2 separate regions of the Homo sapiens genome follow, and region 2 is linked to region 1. Evidence: chromatin contacts called from ENCODE Hi-C or POLR2A ChIA-PET data. All regions are on one chromosome and are shown on one strand. Each heading gives the region's core, a stretch centred on a gene start or an enhancer-like site at or near the end of the contact. The rest is flanking DNA. Distances are from core to core; before and after follow the strand shown. Region 1 overlaps MTMR3 (myotubularin related protein 3). Region 2 has its middle 18 kb from the start of ASCC2.

Region 1 (7,231 bases), core at 2,853-5,352:
CTACAGGCAAATACAATATTATTTAGACATGCATGTACCAGAAAAAACAGAGGCCTAGAGGGGGTAAAAGGGAAGGTTCTAGGATCCTGTTAAGTAAGGATCACTTTCCACTCCAATGATAGCAACGGGAACAGAAGATTCAATAAATACTCTGAAGATCATGCCTTTAGATTTAATAAATAAAACCATTTCAAATAAAAAGTCTAAGTTCAAATGTTCTGCCACATGAGAATTGCGGTTTCTGCAAAGGCACTGGCTGTGAAACAGTCCACAGGGACCCATATAACTCACTTGTACTTCTCATTGATGTTGGAAATCCTCCAGGCGTTGTTCATATCAAAACCCATCCTCTCCACCTCGTTTTTAAACCTTGAAGTTACATGCTCCCCTAGAGGCCAAAGATAAACAGCAGAAAGGAAGAAATGAATACCATTTTGCAAAACAGGTGGAATAAAAACAAAGAAATATACATATGTTACATATATGTAAATATATATATATTTTTTGAGACAGGATTCCACTCTGTCACATAGGCCGGAGTGCAGTGGTGTGATCTCAGCTCACTGAAACTTCCGCCTCCCAGGTTCAAGTGATTCTTGTGCCTCAGCCACCCAAATAGCTGGGATTACAGGTGCATGCCACCATGACTGGCTAATTTTTGCACTTTCAGTAGAGATGGGGTTTTACCACATGGGCCAGGCTGGTCTCGAACTCCTGGCCTCATGTGATCTGCCCGCCTCGGCCTCCCAAAGTGCTGGGATTACAGGCGTGAGCCACTGCGCCCAGCCTGTGTATTTTTAAAGGTAAGAATTGTATAAATAATAAAGTAACATATATTATATAGTTTTAGTTTAGAAAGATCCCTGTCAGGTTAAGATTATAAAGAGGAAAGAAATTAATTCTGATCAAGAGTTATGTTATCTCATCTAACCCTTACAATCATCTCTGAGAACAGTATCACTGAGCTCATTTTACAAAGGACAAAATTAAAACAGGTTATTATGGCAGGCCTGTCTGGCCCCAGAAGCCATGCTCTTGTCCTACACTGGCTACTTGCCTACTTCCACACTCAGACTGACAGTACACTTAATAAGAAATAAAATCAATAACAAGATCACCACGAGTAGCAATACAGAACTATAATTCCTCATCCAAAACCCTTTGGTCCAAATTTTAGAACTTGAGAGTTTTCCAAACTTTCGTTAAGGTAAGACAGCGAATATAATATTAGGCTCACATGCTTAACAAGATCTCCTTAAACAAATATTAATATTTCTTTCGTGAAAGGTATAGATCATTCATACCAGGTGGGATAAATAAAGCAACAAATAGCCTCATGTCAGCTCAGATCAGGTCCAGCCAAGACACCAAATAGGGTATGAAAAACATTCTGGTTTCCAGAGCCTTTTAGATGATGGCAGGTTAACAGGTCATGGAATCATAACTGCCAGCCAGGAATCTCAGGAAACACCATACTACTAAGTGCTGATTATTTGCAAGAACAGCCACCCAAGCTGGTATAATCTGGCTATATTTGCCCTAATGAATCTGGCTTTATCTTCCTTAAAAAAGCAAAACAGAGGTAGAAACGAAGCTAACATAAATTCAGTAAATCTAAAATAACTTTCTTCCTTGAAAACATACACAGTCCTAGGGCAGCATGTTATTTTAAAAAATATTAAGCAGAACCTCTAATATATAGTGGTACAGGTTGTAAAATAAGTGCTAGCAGGGCTGGAAGAAACCACAACAACAAAAGCACAAAACAGATTTCACTTTAGTGTTCAGAGTATAAAGCTTTGTTCTCCCTGGGAGAGGAGCTACAGAATAGGAAACAGCAATTACTTGGATGGAAGACAATTCTGTTAAACTACTTCCCATTTAAACTGCTTTTCTTGAGCTCAAGCTAGGTATTATACATTTCCTGAAGGAGAGCTATAAAAAGATGAGGTTGAGAGAATATGAGGTGCAAGAAGAAATAAAAACTAAATCCATCCCATTTTGGAAAAGTTTTAGAAGCAATGTAGCAGGCTTCCAAACAGGAAAAAACTATCTGAATTGGGGTGCCATCTGTCTACAAATTGCAAGGAATATTGACCATCAAGAATACTAGGCCAGACGCGGTGCCTCACACCTGTAATCCCAGCACTTTGGGAGGCTGATGCAGGCAGATTGCTTGAGCCCAGGAGTTCAAGACCAGCCTGGGCAACATCTGGTCAACCCCATGGGCAACCCCATCTCCACAAAAATGCAAAAATTAAGTTGTGGTGGTCCATGCCTATAGTCCCAGCTACTTGAGAGGCTGAGGTGGGAGGATCACCTGAACCTAGGGAAGTTGAGGCTGCAGTGAGCCATCATCACACCATTGCACTCCAGCCTGGGCAACAGAGTGAGACCCTGTCTCAAAAAAAGGGGAAAAAAACAAAACAAAACGAACAAAAAAAACAGACAAGGAGTCTTTAATTCATAATCCCAATCTAAAAGCTGCAAAACTGTGGCAAATTCCAAGTTCATTAAGAGATTTTTTCCCCCGACTCTGGGATATAGCTCCAAGTCTTTGCAAAAGCTGTAAGTATTTCATTAATGATTTATTTTTTTTGTGCTTTTCTTGAACTGTACATTAATGATCTTTTACATTAACACCTCTATCTCAGGATAAAACACATAGATACCCTTAAAGGATCTTGTGATTTAAAAATAACCACTGGCAAAATAATAACAGTAACAATCACTATCACTAGCAATTTACTTCATAGAACCATTTCCCCAAAGAAGGACTTAGAACCACCATCCAGAGCACAACATTCTGAGCTATACGCAGAAATATATACTGACTAGCAGGTATAGAAAATCTGTTATTTCGAGTTCTTTGGGAATGGGAATGAGTTTTAATTATTTTTATATCCTCTAAGGCAGTGACTTCATAAACTCTGAAACTGACCATCACAACCCACAATAAGAATTATGTTTTACAACACAATACAACAAACATGTTTTAATTTATTCAGTTTTTGAGAGACCGGGTTTTCCCTCTGTTGCCTAAGCTGGATTTGAACTCCTAAACTCAAACAATCTTCCCACCTCAGCCTCTTGAATAGCTAGGACTATAGGTAGACACTGTGCCCAGCTAATACAACATACATTATTTTTTTGAAAGCATTTCACAAAACAATACCCACTCTTAATATGTGTGTGACACAATTTGATATTTTCTATTCCATTTCTTTAAAATTAGATTTCATGACCCACTACTGGATCATAACCTATTTGAAAACCACATCATTACATACATCAGGAATTCAACCAGCTTTTGCAAATTGTGTGAGATGTTCACTCACGTTTACTTAGCCAGAAAAATAAACACAAACAGATCTATTGCTGGATTCCCCTTAAAAATCTCCATCTCAGAATTCTCAGGTCTCAATCAATTCAACATTAAATACATTGTGATATCCCAACTTTCTTTAAATACTGGGGCTATAAGGTTTTTGTTTGGCTTTATATTTCCATTTCAACCCTTCCTATCTGCCTTTGTCCCTTTTCAGCATTTAGTGTTTCTTATAATAAAAATAATACAGTCCAGCAATTTTCACTTTAGTGGAAATGAAAACTTTCTTTTTAAAAGCAATGAAGTTCCCTAACTCCCTCTATCACAAACACAGTGTCAATCAGCAATCTAAAAAATTTTCCCCCAAAAGTCTAGCTCCCTGGCTGATCCTGAGTAGTCAAGCCCACAATTACACACAGCTTAAAAGGCCTGGGACAGAAGGGACAGGCCTTTACCTGGCAGGTGAGGAAGCAGACCAATACCAGAGTCAGAGAAGGTAAGAACTACCTCTTAGCAGATTTTCAAATACGGAGAAAGGAATTATGCTTTTCTATGTACAAAGGTCACAGTAAATCCTCTAGATGCAACTTCCTGGACTGCATTCAAACCCGGAAGACAGATAAATAGGCAGCTTCACAGCAGTGTTAAGACCCAGAGTCATATGCTAGTCGTGGATAAACAAGATGGGCTTAAGGGACATTTCACATGAGAGAGGTTAGAGAGGTAGGCCTGATGCTACTAAACTGGCAGCTAAGCTGCCCAGTCATCTGTCAGGCCTCCAGATTAACACTCTAGTACAGAGCCATCACCAACAAGTCAATTGCAATGAGGAGCAGGAAGTTAAGGACATGGGAGAGAAGCTTTTAGCTTTCAGTCCACTTTTTTAGAGTTTGAGGGGCTAAGAGAAGGGTCAAGAATTTGGCAAAGGCTTCTGCAGGTTTCACAGGTAAACTCCAACAGCAATGTTGAAACTTCTTCCAAAGCTGATTAAGCCTTAGAGCTGTGACCACAGTACAGCCGGCTTAACTATGACCGGTTCAACAGCCAGAAACTAAGATTTATATGAATACTAAGACAATTATGTAATTTTCTCATTTCTCTCCTCTCTGATACATTCTACTTCTAGCAGGCTAGGTAGAGAAGACTCCATAAAAGGCTTTATTAACTGCTATAAGATTAAACTAACTTCCACCCCTCAGAGTCTACACTTGTGATATCATGTACTGGGGCAGATTATAAAAAGGCATGACTTTGAAATATCCCAAGTGTTGTCTCATCCTAAAGATGACTTATAAGTATGTGGTTGTCTGGTATGCTAATATTTGATGAGTAATGCTATATACACCGCCACTGCTCAACAACATGAGGTAATGACAAAAGAAACAGGTTGACTGGATGTCCTCGAGGTGTTTTTTTTTTTTTTTTTTTGGTTTGTTTTTAATTAAAACCAAGTTTTTCCTTTGTACTCCACAGCGAATATACATAAAAGGCAAAAGCCATACATACACATACATTCAACCAAGTCACTGAAATACAAGATTCCATGCTGAGTGGTGGCAGGTTAACATCAATGTGGACTGTGTATACTGGGAAGAAACAAAATGCAACCCTTACTCATAATCTCTAGCCAAACAGTTATGATTGCATTACCTTGTAGTTGCATAATTTCCAAAGTGTTTTCATAAGCATGGCACATAGGGGGCACTTAAACATTTACTGAATTGAACTCTGCAGCATTAACAGATTTGATCTTCAGGATACCTGGATCAGCCTGGGCAGGAAGAGCATGAATGTCCCACTTTAAAGCACAAAGGAAACTAAAGCACAGAGAGCATAAATTCTTTGCCCAGTGTTCTTTTTTTCAACTAAATCGTAGAATACGCATTTAAATTCAGGTTTCCTAATTCCTAAGTCAGTACTTTACCCCTCACATGCCCTTGCATCACAAACCTACGAAAAGACAGAGAACACTGTAGATATCTTTATGTCCTGATGGCCAAAGAATACCAGATATCATCAGGAAGGGGAAGGGTCTGGGGACCAAAGTCATCCCACCTCAGGGCAGAGCCACCCATAATTAAAAGACTAGACTGAGGTACCTCTCAGGAATATCCTAAGAGTTTGCTGAAATCTAAAAGAAACTCAAATTATCAAGGGACTAAAAAAGCTCTCCTAAAAAGATAAGGACTTTTCAGTCTGTGGTTGTGAGAGAACAGGATAGGAGAAAGCAAATCTTGCTGAGTAAATGCTGGCAACCCAAAATTAGGGAATACCTCTTGGAGTCAGGGGTCTTGGAGTCAGGGGTCTTAAACAAATTAAAGTTCTTATATAACATAATGCAGTAGGATGCACTCATTAAGTTCATTATCCTAGGAGATGGTAGAAACTAAAAATTTAATAAAGAAGATGCAATGGTTAAAAACTCAGAAACTGTACATGTAAGATTTGTACACATCACTGTTTGTAAACTTTCTCTTTAAGAAAAACCCCCAAATTTGAAAAGAGCCATAAAAAATGAAAAAATGTATTTAAAATGTGATGGCATTTCAATAAAGAAAAAAAATAGATGTAACAATCGGAGTGAAGTGAGAGACAGTTTAAGCACATTCTCATAAACTTCCAAGGTTGGTGTGGTCTCTCGTAGGTGACAGGATTCTGCTAGCCTGGACACGCCTGTGAGAAGCTGGGATTCTGAGGCTTTCCCTGAGGCTCCAAGAGGGCAGGTGCTTTTGTTTTTCAAACTCTGTATCCACAGCATCCACCATGGTCAGGTCTGAATAACTGAGAACTGGTTTTAAGTCCTAGTTCTGTCGTCAGTGACTAGCACTGGGACTTGACAACAGGCTTTTTACCTCTGAGCCTCCATTTCTTTGGCTCCCAAAACAGACACCAACCTATCTTGCCTGTTTGACAAGGTCATGAGGATCAAACAAAAGTATTTATCAAAGCATTGTTAAACATAAGATAATGCTAATGCTACAAGCATTTTAATAGAACAAGAATGTGAACCAAAAGCTTCAATTAGTCATGGGGCCAGAGAACAAAGTAACAAAAGCATAGCAAGATTAGCCTCAAATGTTTAAAATGACCCAGGGCAGACTTATAAGATTGAAGATTCAGGATTAAAATTTCAGGTTTCTAGAAAAAAGTCCCAAGAGTAAACTTTACTTGAAGGAGGCTTACAACTTTTCACTGCACAGAAATTTAAGACTTCACTTTGAAACCTGACACACTAAAAGTCAGTGTTGGACCAGCAAAGTTTTATGACCACATAAAGTTTACAAGAAACTACATGCAGAGAAATAACATGGTCAAAGCCATTTCTGACGGAGAATGACAGTGAGGGGGACAAAGACTATAGAGGAGTCAGGAAGCCTGGGTTCCAGAACAGGCTCAGCATCTCTTTTTGGTTTTTTTGGGGGGGAGGGGGTCACATGTTAAAACCTATAATCTAGGCCAGGAGCTGTGGCTCACGCCTATAAATCCAAGCACTCCGGGTGGCCAAGGCGGGCGTATCACCTGAGACCAGCCTGACCAACATGGAGAAACCCCGTCTCTACTAAAAATAAAAAATTAGCCGGGCATGGTGGCGCATGCCTGTAATCCCAGCTACACAGGAGGCTGAGGCAGGGGAATTGCTTGAACCCAAGAGGCGGAGGTTGCAGTGGTCCGAGATTGAGCCATTGCACTCCAGCCTGGGCAACAAGAGCGAAACTCCGTCTCAAAAAAAACAAAAAACAAACCCCACTATCTATTTGTTCTTGATAGGAACCTGGCCTCTCACCAATTAACTCCTATTCAACTTTCAAAGCTGATTCAAAAGCCACTTTAAATGTGAAGTCTTCCCACACATGTATACAAAACTCATGGCTCCTTTCTATCAGGCTTCCATACTATTCATAA
Region 2 (7,231 bases), core at 2,671-5,170, 140 kb after region 1:
CAGTGGTGTGATCACAGCTCACTGCAGCCTTGACCTCCTGGGTTTAAGTGAACCTCCCACCTCAGCCTCCCAAGTAGCTGGGACTACAGGCATGTGCCACCATGCCCAGCTAATTTTTTTGTACTTTTTATAGAGATGGGGGGGTCTCATCATGTCGCCTAGGCTGGCCTCGAACTCTCAGACTCAAGCTATCTGCCTGCCTCGGCCTCCCAAAGTGCTGGGATTATAGGCATGAGCCACCTCGCCTGGCCCACTATTCTTTTATTGCTGTAGATTAGTTTGTCTTATTTTGAACTTTATATAAATGGAACCGTACAGTATATTCTCTTTTATTTTTGATATATATATATATCTGTGTCTGTGTGTGTGTGTATATGTATATATATGCATATATATCTTTTTATCGCTCTATCGCCCAGGCTGGAGTGCAATGACTCAATCATAGCTCATTGCAACCTCAAACTTCTGGGTTCAGGTGATCCTCCTGCCTCAGCCTCCTGGGTAGCTGGGACTACAGGCATGTGCCACTTTGTCTAGCTAATTAAAATATTTTTTAGGCCGGGCACGTTGGCTCATGCCTGTAATCCCAACACTTTGGGAAGCTGAGGTGGGCGGATCACGAGGTCAAGAGATTGAGACCATCCTAGCCAACATGGTGAAACCCCGTCTCTACTAAAAATAAAAAAAACTCTCCCTCTCCCTCTCCCTCTCCCTCTCCCTCCCTCTCCCTCTCTTTCCACGGTCTCCCTCTCCCTCTCCCTCTCTTTCCACGGTCTCCCTCTCATGCCGAGCCTTCTCCCTCTCCCTCTCCCTCTCCCTCCCTCTCCCTCTCTTTCCATGGTCTCCCTCTCCCTCTCCCTCTCCCTCTCCCTCTCTTTCCACGGTCTCCCTCTCATGCCGAGCCGAAGCTGGACTGTGCTGCTGCCATCTCGGCTCACTGCAACCTCCCTGCCTGATTCTCCTGCCTCAGCCTGCCGAGTGCCTGCAATTGCAGGCGCGCGCCGCCACGCCTGACGGGTTTTCGTATTTTTTTGGTGGAGAGGGGGTTTCGCTGTGTTGGCCGGGCTGGTCTCCAGCTCCTAACCGCGAGTGATCCGCCAGCCTCGGCCTCCCGAGGTGCCGGGATTGCAGACGGAGTCTCGTTCACTCAGTGCTCAATGGTGCCCAGGCTGGAGTGCAGTGGCGTGATCTTGGCTACAACCTCCACCTCCCAGCCGCCTGCCTTGGCTCCCCAAAGTGCCGAGATTGCAGCCTCTGCCCGGCCGCTACCCCGTCTGGGAAGTGAGGAGCGTCTCTGCCTGGCCGCCCATCGTCTGGGATGTGAGGAGCCCCTCTGCCTGGCTGCCCAGTCTGGAAAGTGAGGAGCGTCTCTGCCCGGCCGCCATCCCACCTAGGAAGTGAGGAGCGCCTCTTCCCGGCCACCATCCCATCTAGGAAGTGAGGAGCGTCTCTGCCCGGCCGCCCATCGTCTGAGATGTGGGGAGCGCCTCTGCCCCACCGCCCCGTCTGGGAGGTGAGGAGCGTCTCTGCCCGGCCGCCCCGTCTGAGAAGTGAGGAGACCCTCCGCCTGGCAACCGCCCCATCTGAGAAGTGAGGAGCCCCTCCGCCCGGCTGCCATCCCGTCTGGGAAGTGAGGAGCGTCTCCGCCCGGCAGCCACCCCATCCGGAAGGGAGGTGGGGGTCAGCCCCCGCCAGGCCAGCCGCCCCGTCCGGGAGGGAGGTGGGGGGTCAGCCCCCGACCCGGCCAGCCACCCCTTCCGGGAGGTGAGGGGCGCCTCTGCCCGGCCGCCCCTACTGGGAAGTGAGGAGCCCCTCTGCCCGGCCAGCCACCCCGTCCGGGAGGGAGGTGGGGGAGTCAGCCCCCCGCCCGGCCAGCCGCCCCGTCCGGGAGGGAGGTGGGGAAGTCAGCCCCCCGCCCGGCCAGCCGCCCCGTCCGGGAGGGAGGTGGGGGAGTCAGCCCCCCGCCCGGCCAGCCGCCCTGTCCGGGAGATGAGGGGCGCCTCTGCCCGGCCGCCCCTACTGGGAAGTGAGGAGCCCCTCTGCCCGGCCACCACCCCGTCTGGGAGGTGTACCCAACAGCTCATTGAGAACGGGCCATGATGACAATGGCGGTTTTGTGGAATAGAAAGGGGGGAAAGGTGGGGAAAAGATTGAGAAATCGGATGGTTGCCGTGTCTGTGTAGAAAGAAGTAGACATGGGAGACTTTTCATTTTGTTCTGTACTAAGAAAAATTCTTCTGCCTTGGGGAAAAAAAATAAAAATAAAAATAAAAATAAAAATAAAAATATTAGCTGGGCGTGGTGGCGTGCGCCTGTAGTCCCAGCTACTCGGGAGGCTGAGGCAGGAGAATCACTTGAACCCAGGAGGCGGAGGTTGCAGTGAGCTGAGATCGCGCCACTGCACTCCAGCTTGGGCAACAGAGCGAGACTGTCTCAAAAAAAAAAAGTAAGAGGGTAGAAAGAACATATGCTGCCACTTGGGAAAATATATGGCTGGAGGAAAATAAACAATGCTTATATTGTTAGATTGTTGCATATTTATTTTCTTTCCATTTTTAATAATACAGTCTTTTTAAATTTGTGGTTATGTGAGTCTAAAATATTTGTGTATGTAAGTATATATTTGATGTATTAACATAATAATATTAACATACCATATTAACATACCGTAACACATGAACTAATTATTTTTCCATTTTTTATTTTTTTAGAGATGGGGTCTCACTATGTTGCCCAGGCTGGAGTGCAATTGCTGTTCACAGGTGTGATCATAGTACACTGCAGCCTCAAACTCCTGGCCTCAAGATGTCCTCCCATCTTGGTCTACCAAGCAGCTGGAATTATAGACGTGGCTTTCACTTTTATATATAATATAAAACCTGAGATTTCATTAACTCCCAATGTACCCTCAATTCAAATTATTAGACACTTTGAAGCCAGCTAATATTTATTCAACAAATACTGAGCACCTTCTCTGTGCCAGACACAAGCCTTGGCCCTGAGGACATGATTGGTGAACTAGACATAGTACTTGAATGTCTAGGAATTTATCACCTGCTGCGAGGGACAAACACATCAATAGACGAGTACAAGGCAATGTGCTAAGGTTTATTTTAGGCAACTTGGGAACTTACAGGAGGAACCTTACTCAGTTTGAGAAAGTCAGAAGGGCTTCCTAGAGGACATGGCACTCAGCTGAGACCTGAAAGATGATTCTAAGTATACCAGGTACAAGGGGAACAGGAGTAGGAAGAACATCTCCTGCAGTGGGACCAGCTGGGATACAGGCATGGGAGCTAGAGGGGTGAGATGGTCATGGAGTCACAGTTGACTCAACGGTGGGTGTTTATGGGACAAGATAAGATACAGTTGAAGAGGTTTAAATGCCCCACACAGTTCCTTGAACTGCCATGGAGAACCATTACAAAATATCAATCTGGGGCTCGTCAGTAACCATTCTATTTTGTTCCAAATTGCCCAGATATGCCTAACCATAAACTGAGATATTGACAAATATGTATAAACTGGGCTGTTTTCATGCCCTGCTGGCACTGCTGATTTTCTGTTACGGAGCTAAAGGATTGTCAAAGGCAAAAAGTATTGGGCCTGCGGGTCTCATTGGCAATCCACAAGGAGCAAGCTTTCAGCCCGGGGAAGTGGCCAAGGGCCCTATTAGGAGGAGGACACAGTAGGTGGCTGGGCAGGGGCCAGAGGGATGAGAAAATGAGGCACTCATCCAAACAGCGTCAGGGATTATCAGTGGGCATTGGCAGAGGGCACAGAGCCCAGGGGAGCAGAGACGTATTATGACATGTCTGTCTATAGTCAGTAGGGAAACAGCAAGGCCACTAGAGACAAGGAGACAGCCCATTCTCCAGCTTCCTCTTACTATCTCTGCAAAAGCTGCTTTGTGCCTTGTCACTGGCAAGCCACCCCAATGAAACACTCGATGACCGAGTGGCGTTGAGAACACACCAGTAGTAGCCTGATACATTGGTCAGAACCACAGGAGCTCAGCTAGAGGCATAGCCGCCTTCTCTCTTTGGCTGGTGACATGTTGATAAAGTTCTCAAGTCCTGCAGTCAGCCCCTGACAGCTTCTCTGGGCAACGGTTCATGTTGGGACGCTTCTGCCACCCTCCTGCCCACCCCAGGCACAGCAGCTGGCGGGCTGCTGCCTCCTGCCAGGAAAGGTCTGGACCTCGCTGGAAATTCAGAAGCTTGACTTTCAGTCCCTTAGTGCAGCATCCTCTGAGCACAGCCCCTGATCAGCAGGCAGGAGGCCAATTTAAAAACACAAAACATACTTATTTCTCACATGTCTAAAAAGTGTATAGACAAATCTAAATCTCAGACCAGGTAAAATCTTTGACTTATCCTAGATTCCCCTAAAAGTAGAGTCTGAGTCCGGGCAGGATGGCTCACGCCTATAATCCCAGCACTTTGGGAGGCTGAGGCAGGCAGATCACCTGAGGTCAGGAGTTCAAGACCAGCCTGGCCAACATGGCGAAACCCTGTCTCTACTAAAAATACAAAAATTAGCCGAGTGTGGTGGCACATGCCTATAGTCCCGGCTACTCAGGAGGCTGAGGCAGGAGAATCACTTGAACCCGGGAGGCGGAGATTGCAGTGAGCCAAGATCACATGACTCCACTCCAGCCTGGGCAACAGAGCAACTCAGTCTTAAAAAAAAAAAAAGAAAAAAAATTGTCTTGGTGCAGTGGATCACGCCTGTAATCCCAGCACTTTGGGAGACCGAGGCGGGCAGATCATGAGGTCAAGAGATCGAGACCATCCTGGCCAACATGGTGAAACCTTGTCTCTACTAAAAATACAAAAATTAGCTGGGCGCTGTGGTGCGCACTTGTAGTCCCAGCTACTTGGGAGGCTGAGGCAGAAGAATCACTTGAACCTGGGAGGCAGAGGTTGCAGTGAGCTGCGACTGCGCCACTGCACTCTAGCCTGGTGACAGAGCGAGAGTCTACCTCAGAAAACAATACAAAAAACAAACAAACAAAATCAGTCTCAGTATTCTGTTATAGCAACACAAAATGGACTAAGACATGTGTTCAGCATCCCTCCCTCCATTTCTGGGAACAGCATCTCTATTTTGGGATTGGGAAACCACTCTCTCACTTCCAGTTCCTGTGATTGGGTGAGGCTAACCTCTCCTCGTTCCCAAGACACCAACTCCAAGGGTTGCTCAAGTCCCAGGTCCAGCCGATCAACACAGCCTGTTCCTCCCTGCCAGCTACAATGATGAGTTCAGGACCAGTCCCTAGATCATAGGTGCTTAGATCTTCATTTCAGTACTCACACAGCCATGTATTTTGGGAATGCGATTCCATCCCATGGGTAGGACCTGAGAGGCTTAAACTAACCAGTTTAAGTACATCCATTCCACTGAATGAAGACACTAATTTTGGAGTGAGCATGTGACCAAAGTGGCCCAGCCAGCCTGACTCTCAAGACTGCCTTGGAATGCTGGAACACGTGTGTTCTTTCTGTGCTCATGGGAAGAAGGAAACCCATGGTGCCAGCTGCTGCTGGAGGGCATCTTAAGACCCCAAGGTGAACCAGTCTCAGTAGAACACCTCACTATATATGGCAGAGCACAAAGACAAAACCAGTGCCTGAGGACACAGGTGAGTTGTTGCATCAGCCAAACTCGAAGCTCGACTTACTTCTGGATCTCCAGTTATGTGAATCAATCGTTCCCCTTCACTGTTTAAGTCCATTTATGGTGGATATTTTGCTACCTGCAAGCTGAATGCAAACCTAACCAAGCCTGAACTTAAACCTAAAAGAGAACCATTAGTTCATGTAATAGAAAGGTCCCAGGCTGGATGCGGTGGCTCATGCCTGTAATCCCAGCACTTTGGGAGGCCGAGGCAGGTGGATCACCTGAGGTAAGAGTTGGAGACCAGCCTGGCCAACATGGTGAAAGCCCGTCTCTACTAAGAATACAAAAATTAGCCCGGCATGGTGGCACATGCCTGTAATCCCAGCTACTTGGGAGGCTGGGGTAGGAGAATTGCTTGAATCCAGGAGGTGGGGGCTGAAGTGAGCCAAGATCGTGCCACTGCACTCCAGCCTGGGTAACAGTCGGAGACTCTGTCTCAAAAAATAAATAAATAGAAGAAAAGTCCCAGGGTAGAGACACTCCGAATAAGCTGAGGCTTTACATCCATGATCTCATTTGATTGCCTTCTCATACTGGTGACTACTATTCAGATCCCCCTTCAGTAGATGAGAAAAAAAAATATTTAAAAAATTGATGGCACTTACCCAGTAGTTCTCAAGCAGAAGAAATGTTGTGCCCCTCCCCCCAACCCAGGAGACTAGGGACACTGGATAATGTCTACAGACATTTTTGGTTGTTGTAACTTGGGGGTGGGGAAGGGGAAGGAGGGAGCTGTGGTACTGGCACCTGGTGAGTAGAAGCCAGAAATGGTACTCAATATCCTATAATGCATGGAACAGTCTCCCACAACAAGGAATTATCCAGGCCAAAATGTCAGTAGAGCTGACATTGAGAAACCCTGCTTGATTAAATCCAGGGTCACTTGGATGGTAGGCTCAGATTCAAACCCAAGTCACTCCACAGAATGCTGCTTGAGCCCACTCTAAATATGCAATACATCCCTATGCCAGAGTCAGCCAAAGGGTGGCTACAGCTAAGGCTCAGGAAAGCGAGAGGTCTGAGAGCCCAGGGGTAATGGAGCCCAGCCACTTCAGGGCCACCATAATCTTGTACCTACTTCACCCTCTGTCAAGTGCATTTCAGGGTGAGCCCCTTGTGGATTCCTGTATAATTTATTGGCCGTGGTGGCCTGTGCTTTGGAGGACCTAGGGATGTCTGTGGCTCCATGCCCAGGGTCCCAGTTCCATTTCCATTTCTACCTATTTGCCTGGCATTTGCTCTCCAAAATTGGAAATTAATAATTCATTGTGCAGGATGAATAATTCAGCAGCAAGGACAAAGGGCCAATGGCAGTGGTTGGCATCACAAAATCAGTCTATGTTTTCTTCTAAAGGGAGAGGGGACTGGGTGCTGTGGCTCATGCCTGTAATTCCAGCACTTTGGGAGGCTGAGGCAGGTGGATCACCTAAGGTCAGGAGTTCAAGACCAGCCTGGCCAAGATGTCAAAACTCCATCTCTACTAAAAAATGTAAAAATTAGCCATGTGTGGTGGTGCATGCCTGTAATCCCAGCTACTTGGGAGGCTGAG

What was found. A loop is a pair of places that touch in the nucleus more often than their neighbours do. ChIA-PET counts read pairs that join two places held with the same protein, here RNA polymerase II (POLR2A). Pooled maps may share reads with other maps.
Region 2: a map of gastrocnemius medialis shows a loop between it and region 1 (4-fold over the local background). The contact joins two enhancer-like sites. A Hi-C loop is called at or near these places in 9 of 168 maps with a recorded cell type or tissue (IMR-90, PC-3, gastrocnemius medialis and 4 more) and 11 of 50 pooled maps. POLR2A ChIA-PET finds 5 or more read pairs at or near these places in 1 of 52 experiments (Caco-2).

The regions. Positions count from the first base shown.
Region 1 is chr22:29,991,918-29,999,148 of GRCh38, reverse strand. MTMR3 (myotubularin related protein 3) reads right to left here. Exons shown (of 20, transcript NM_021090.4): 8 at 292-388. Among named protein-coding and RNA genes, the nearest start is that of MIR6818, 12 kb to the left of the region's middle. Within about 2 kb of position 4,102, at least 6 of the 41 ENCODE cell types and tissues checked have a DNase peak (open chromatin) inside an H3K27ac peak, as active enhancers do.
Region 2 is chr22:29,852,605-29,859,835 of GRCh38, reverse strand. No RefSeq gene overlaps it. Among named protein-coding and RNA genes, the nearest start is that of ASCC2, 18 kb to the right of the region's middle. Within about 2 kb of position 3,920, at least 8 of the 41 ENCODE cell types and tissues checked have a DNase peak (open chromatin) inside an H3K27ac peak, as active enhancers do.